2 separate regions of the Homo sapiens genome follow, and region 2 is linked to region 1. A link is a contact called in ENCODE Hi-C or POLR2A ChIA-PET data. All regions are on one chromosome and are shown on one strand. The core of a region is the stretch at or near the end of the contact, and the rest is flanking DNA. Distances in the headings are between cores, read along the strand shown. Region 1 has its middle 53 kb from the start of MSRB3-AS1. Region 2 overlaps HMGA2 (high mobility group AT-hook 2).

The links. A loop is a pair of places that touch in the nucleus more often than their neighbours do. ChIA-PET counts read pairs that join two places held with the same protein, here RNA polymerase II (POLR2A). Pooled maps may share reads with other maps.
Region 2: a loop to region 1 is called in a map of endothelial cell of umbilical vein, with 3 times the contacts of the local background. The contact joins two enhancer-like sites. A Hi-C loop is called at or near these places in 3 of 168 maps with a recorded cell type or tissue (Caco-2, PC-9 and endothelial cell of umbilical vein) and 2 of 50 pooled maps. POLR2A ChIA-PET finds 5 or more read pairs at or near these places in 1 of 52 experiments (WTC11).

Annotation. Positions count from the first base shown.
Region 1 is chr12:65,694,003-65,697,718 of GRCh38, reverse strand. No RefSeq gene overlaps it. Among named protein-coding and RNA genes, the nearest start is that of MSRB3-AS1, 53 kb to the right of the region's middle. Within about 2 kb of position 2,023, at least 5 of the 41 ENCODE cell types and tissues checked have a DNase peak (open chromatin) inside an H3K27ac peak, as active enhancers do; they include endothelial cell of umbilical vein, where a contact is called at or near this core.
Region 2 is chr12:65,875,503-65,878,980 of GRCh38, reverse strand. The region is part of intron 3 of HMGA2 (high mobility group AT-hook 2); the gene reads right to left. The region is part of intron 1 of HMGA2-AS1 (HMGA2 antisense RNA 1); the gene reads left to right. Among named protein-coding and RNA genes, the nearest start is that of HMGA2-AS1, 5.1 kb to the left of the region's middle. Within about 2 kb of position 1,725, at least 5 of the 41 ENCODE cell types and tissues checked have a DNase peak (open chromatin) inside an H3K27ac peak, as active enhancers do; they include endothelial cell of umbilical vein, where a contact is called at or near this core.

The DNA of each region.
Region 1 (3,716 bases), core at 774-3,273:
TTTATTTCTTATTATGTTTTTACACATATTAAGTGTAAAACTTATTAAGTTTTTACACTGATTATGAATCAACTACATCTTCCATTGATCTCTTTCTAATCTTGTATTAATGTCATATTATTTTAATTATCACAGCTTTATGTTTGAGTACAGTTTTAAAAGCCTTAAGTCAGCCGGGCGCAGTGGATCACGCCTGTAATCCCAGCACGTTGGGAGGCCGAGGCGGGCGGATCACAAGGTCAGGAGATCTAGACCATCCTGGCTAACATGGTGAAACCCTGTCTCTACTAAAAATACAAAAAAATTAGCCGGGTGTGGTTGCGGGCGCCTGTAGTCCCAGCTACTCAGGAGGCTGAGGCAGGAGGATGGCGTGAACCCGGGAGGTGGAGCTTGCAGTGAGCCGAGATCGTGCCACTGCACTCCAGCCTGGGCGTCAGAGTGAGACTCTGTCTCAAAAAAAAAAAAAAAAACCTTAAATCACTGAGTGCTCAAAAATAGCAAGGCATCATAGGATTCTGGGGAGAAAGCATCAAGAGAAAAAAGAATTAGTGACACCAACACAAAGATAAAATGTTGGGAAGCCTCAATAAACTTCTCCATGGCTTGCATAAACCTGGAAGTAAGATTTGAAAACCTTCTTAAATCCATTATGGATCACGATAGAGAAAGAAAGACAGATGGAGAGAAAGATAGTTTTTTCTCTATGTCCTGATCAGCTATAATGACCAGATGCCAGATGACAAGTGGATCCCATTGTATATACATTCATTGTGATTTTTTATTCACCTGCAAATCTGATCATGTCACTGCTGTTTGGAACTTTTCAGTCATCTACCATTAGATGAAGAGTAAAATCTAAATGTGATTTACAAAGCACTGAATGACTTGGATCCTGCTTGTCTATCTAGTCTTGTCTCCCTCCAAGCCTCTGCCCAGGAGAGGAGAGGACCTGGATTTCCCTTGGTCTCCATGCCCACCCCTGCTCTAGTGCCTCTGTAGCTCTGGCTGCGGCCTCACTCACCCTTTTTCCATTCTCTTGATTTTTTTTGTCCAACAAATCCCCATAGTCCTTCAAGTTTCAGTTCAAATAGAAACTTCTTAATCAAGTCATCCCAGGCTCTCCTAGGTGTTCTGTTTCATACTGTCTACATCCCTCCATCATAGACAGCAATTGTTTCATTTCAAGTGTGTGTACTCCAGAGAGGGAAGGACCAGGTTGTTTCATCTTTGAATCTCTGGCATCTAGCATGGTTCCTGGCACAGAGTCAATGATTAATAAAAGGTTTATAAATAAATAATGAGGCAAGAATTAGATCTCAGATGCAATGTAACATGTATAACCACATTTTCCCCTGCCCTGAGGAATACTCCAGGGTTAGAAAGCAAACACAACATGGCAAACATTTCCCAATATAATCTTTTACTTTCTTTTCATTTGTTCTTTGCTACTGCAAGAAGGGCATATTTGAAGATTTTTCTTCACCTATCTTCACACATCTTATTGATGTGAAATAATCATAAAGCTCTTTTTGTAGAGGAAGTATATGGCTGGGATAAACATGGCAAATCCAAAGAAGACCAGAGATATATCCCTGAACAAGCACCACAATCATCCAAAAAAGAGAACTCTCACAAATCCACCCATTCATCAAAAACACAAGTAAGACAAAAACTATCAGTACTCTCTAACCACAGAACTAAATTATAAACTTCCAGCTGCCAAGCATCACTTCAGATAATCCTCTTCTTTCTGGCCTTTCTGAAGCTTTTACACACATCTCAATTTTCGTGCTAAAAAATAAGGTATATCTGAAGTCTATAGCTGAGTATCAACCCCCACTGGCCTCAAAGTCCAGTGGTTCTGGGGAGAATCCCTGGGAAGTGGGCTAGACAGGAAGCAGAGCTACCTCTCACTTCCACAAGTTGTAATAGCCTTCTAGATCATGTCTGTGGTCAATGACTGGCCAGAACTGGCCAGCCTCCAACAGGCTTGTTTAGACTACTTGATGAGTTGACACAAGGAACGACTCTTTCCAGTGCTATTAGTGTCTGAACATTAACAAGCAATAGTGTTCAGTGAGACTATTAAAGAGAAAAGGCATTTTAATCTTTGTTTTGGAAGTGAGCCCTCCAAACAAACCCGTGGTGAGGGAGCCCTTGTGAGCCAGTTTCTGGATGGCAGCAGAGGATGGCAGGGCTTGGGCTGAGTCATCATAGGGATACTCTGCTCATAGCCAGAATAACTGGGAGGGACAGCAGGGAAGGGACACCCCCATTCCATACCCTTAGAGAAAGAAAATGCTAAGTACACCATGTGATGAATTTTCAGCACTCTGTCAGCAATACTATACATTTAAATTCCAAGCAAATGGTTTGCAAAGGACTCCCTTACCATCACTAACTGCAAAGTAAACAAATCTCAAGGAGAGAGGGTTTCTCACCTTACAAAACGTCCATTGGAATTTAGAGACTGCAGGATGGTCTGGCAGAATTTAGAATTATGGTTCTGGGAACTGGTGCGGTTCCCAGGTATGTCACTCTGTCAATGACAATCTCAATGGAAAGTGTAGAGACAGTGGCAAGAATGTGACATATGAGGCTGGATCTGTCATCAAGAGTGACCATTCCAAGCCAAAACAAAGGCAAGTGGTTCACACACAAAGAAGAAATGTGTGTTCATCATTGTTTCTCTTCTCTTGTTTTGTTTTGTTTTTGTCAACAAACATGAAAACAGATAATCATAAAACTTACAGTTTAGAAAGTTCTTAGAAATCTTTTGCTCAAAGATCCATCTCTTTTACATATTATTAAGTTGTGGTTGGGGGTGGGCGGCAGATAATGAAGGCTCCAATTGTAGTTTTCAACATATAGCAATAACTGTCTAAGTTTTTTCCCTGAGGAGTTATAAACCAGACTGAGGAAAGTTAAATCTCTCAGCATTCATGAGCATGAATCAAGAATAGTTGGTAGGGCCAACTTACCAAATCAAGTACATACTGAGTTTATGGAGTATGCAACAGTGTTTATTGTTAATCATTCTTCTGCACTGTTTGCAAAAAGCAAGAAATTTTTGAATGTTCCACAAAATCTGTTTTCTTCTAACTATTCAGCTAACTGGGTCCATCATTAATTTGATTTACATAGCAGAGGCTGAAATGAAAAGCAAAGTTTTAAGTACAGTCTATCACCCACATTTAATAAAAATGTTTTAAAATGGGAGTGAGTGACAAATAAGTAAAACTATCATATATTCAAGTTAAAGAGGAAGGGAAATTGGACCTGCCTGTCCTTTCATCCTCCCCATCTACTACTGAGAACGATATAAATAGTGGATTGTGAAAGCCCAAATAGTAATCTTATAGAGATTTCTGATCTTGGAGAACAAAAAAGAGGAAGAAATGGTTGCATCCTCAATTATATTAGTGATTACAACTGGCGACGGCAAGCCTGTTGCAAATATTTCTATTTTGACATTAGGAATAATAGAAGAGATACCTGGTGTCTGTTTTTCTATTTTCAAGATAAGGAAGTGGATATGTGATGACTTAAGGTTATCAAAAAGGTAGTCATAACTGCTTTTTGCTTTACTTATCTGTATTTCTCAGGCATTCAGATTTTAGAAAGTTGGCAATTATTAGTGTAATTACCTCTATCTTATTCCCAGTTTAAAACTAGAACTTCAAGCCACCAGCCTGCTATTTAAGTCATGTGTTTAT
Region 2 (3,478 bases), core at 476-2,975, 180 kb before region 1:
TACAAAGGACAACATTCGAAGCAAGAAATTGGAGCTTAGGCAGTATTACACTTTCTATCTTACCTATACTACTCTCTGAGAAACCCATTTCTAGCCTGTACAGCATAGCTTGTAAACTGTGATCTTCGACTAGTATGAATAAGTCTTGTGTTGAGTTTAATTTCAGAGGCCGGGAGTTTATCAGCTGAGCCATCTCACCTGCATTCCTTGCAAGTCATTAGAGCCTTAGATGCCTGGCTTGGCTTTGGGCTTCTCCAGCAGAGAGCAGTGAAACACTGTCAATAAACCTAATTCTGGAAACCAGAGTAGATTCCAAGTTGGGAAAAAAGCAAAGGCAGAACTAGCAGGCTCATCAGAGTTATAAAGAAACTGGGGAAACTGGGCTTGTAGATTTTTTAAAACAGATATGTGTTGAAACTTTGATGTCAATATTAATGGCAATACACATATTTAGATATTTAAATGTTATTCAAAATATCACTTCATAGCAAGGTAGATGACCCAAAAGAAAAAGTGTGCGCTTTCCAAAATTTGCTTCTTATTTTAATCCTGCAATTGCTATACAGTTACACGTTTATTAGCTTTACTATTACACATGTATTAGGTCATTTCCATTTGCATTCAGTGTTAGAACAATGTCAGCTCTTCAATCCCAATCTCTGGCTACCTAGCTTGGCAGTTCTTCAAGCATCCCTTGTTTACAGGGACCACTTGGAAAGTCAAGTATGTTATAACAAGTTTATGCATCCTCATTCTACAAGAAACGTTGTTGCAGAGAACCATTTTAAGAAGCTTAAAAACAGTTTTCTATGGCTCCAGTTCAAAATGGGGTTCATAGTGGGGATGTGTGAATGGCGCTTCCAGGTAAAATGATTTATTATTACATTACACATGAACTTGTTAACAGTATAACACAAAAGTGTGAACACTCCCCAGGACACCTCACCCTTGGCTGGGGTGCAAGTAGGTTCTTCTCCTTTCAATCAACAGTAGCATGATGACAGAGAATATTAGTGAATGCAGTATGTTCATGCTTGGCTGCTCTTAAAGAAAAAATTTTCACAAAAGGAAATATGAGCGTTTACAATCCCATGATATGGAACATAGGATCTGACCTGTTTACTTCTCTTGGATGACAAATAATTTAATCTATTAATTTTTTTTTTGAAGCAAAGACAAAAGGGAAGAGGCCTAAAAAAAAAACCAGGCAGGTCATCCATTGCTCCATTGACGTGGGAGATAATACCCTATGTATAACCAGTGACTTGAAGAGTTCTCATTCTGAAACTTTTTTGCTCTCTTCAAAGCACTGGGCTCAAATGCTAGCCTCTGTGTGCAGGCTGCCAAAATACTAAGTGAAGCATGGGGCACTACACATTAAAGGGGAAAGGTCAGCATGGCACCATGCCCAAAATGCATGCTGTACAGCGGGATGAACTTTGGAGAGACCAGCTCACATCAAGTCACCGTGTGTTTTACATTCTCCCAGTGACCGGGGTCATTTTACCTCCCATTGGAATCTCCTCTCAGCCATTATGTCTCCCAGTTCTCAAAGGAAAACCTCTCTCCTTGACCCCTCCTAAGGCCTCTCTGCACAGTACCATTCTAGCAAAAAGGAACAGCTCCAAGCCAGGAAACTACTTCCACAGGGCAAATAAAGCTTCTGCCAGAACTCCTAAAGGCAAAGCTTCCCTGCTGCTGCAGCAGCCAGCAGACGCAGGGCTGCATTGCTTGGGAAAGTGCAGCCTGCCGCTCCACGTCAACATTCCACCCCCTTAGCTTTTCCCAAGGTCTCAGTGAGAAAACCTTTCTTTTTTCTTTCTTCATTTTTGTTTTTGTTCTTATCAGTTCAAACAAGAACAATGAATTCCTCAAGCCCAAGCAAGAATGTGACAAGGTGTCAACAAAGCCAACCAGGAAGGTGATGTATGGCCCATAAATCACTTCACAAACCAGGGCTGCAAAGAAAGCACCCAGCAACCCAGAGCCCCGAGTGTGAGTTTTTTCTACTCCTAAACCTTCACACCCCCCACATCCACCCTCCTCCAGCACCTCACTGACTGCTCACCTGTCACTCCTCCACTGACCAATTGGCCTACTCATGGGGTAAGACAAGTTCTGTTCCTTCTGTGGCAAATACTGGGCATCTATGGTAGAGCACCACATAATATAATGTGCTTTAGGGACATGTGTTGCTATGGGGTATGGTTTCCGGAGGCTGTCTGGAAAGCTCTACTCAAAACCTTAATTTGAAAGGTTTATAAATGGTGAAAGTATTTGTTCTTAGAGTAAAAATTTGATTTAGAAAGTTTGGGCTTAAGTGGTGAAATGATTTTATGGTTTTCAAAAATCAGAGGCCAGAAATTGTTTTGCGTGCTTTATAAATGATATAAAGAGAAATGGAGAACAACCAAATTAGAATCTCTTTCTGGGGTTGTAGGATTTGGTTTTCTTGAAAGAAATATTGAATGTATAGTTGTGTACATATTAAGATTAGGAAGAGAAAGAGTATTCACAATTGCCTTATGCAAAGTAACTTATTGGCTAATAGAAAATTACCAAATATTTTCTTTCACTGTTTTAATAGATGTGACTAATTATACTTTTTATGCCATGGTTTCAGAGTGAGTATATGGTGTAAATTCCTAATGCAAAAACTCCTGAAAAGATTTAAATTCAAATGACTAATTTTCAGCAACTCAGTATCCATTCTGTGAGCTTCTATTTTTTTTTCTATATATACATTTTTTTTTTGAAAAAACAGGCCTTAAATACATATTTAACTAACAGGCTGGAACAGCTAAGTAAATCATTTATAAACACAGATTTATATAATGGAATGACCTGTACCTACTACATTCCTATATAACCAGTTTAGGAGAAAAAGCAAAAACTTCCAAAGAAGCAATTTTGTTGAAAACTGAAGACATCAACAAAGAGAAAACCTCACCAATCCCCATGATAATGGTGACCAAGTTCAGTCTAGTTGAATGCAGTTTCATTTCTTTCCTCCAACCACTTTTAAAAAAAATCAGATTCTAAAAATAGCTGAAGAAGCAGAGATGAGCTCATTCTCTACTAAGTAACCTTGCACATTCTCTAATGATAGTAAAAATAATTCAAAGAAAAAAAGCAAATAAAAAAAGAAAAACATCCACCAAGTTGGTAGTTCAAACTCACAGAAAGTTGACTAATGGCATACGTAGGCCTACTATTAAAAAACCAGACAAGGCCGGGCACAGTGGCTTACGCCTATAATCCCAGCCCCTTGGAAGGCCGAGTCAGGCGGATCACCTGAAGTAAGGAGTTCAAGGCCAGCCTGGCCAACTTGGTGAAACCTTGTCTTTACTAAAAAAAAAAAAAAAAAAAAAAAAAAAAAAAAAAAAAAAAATAGCCGGGCACGGTGGCATATGCCCGCAATCCCAACTACTTGGGAGGCTGAGGCAGGAGAATGGCTTGAACCCGTGAGGTGGAGGTT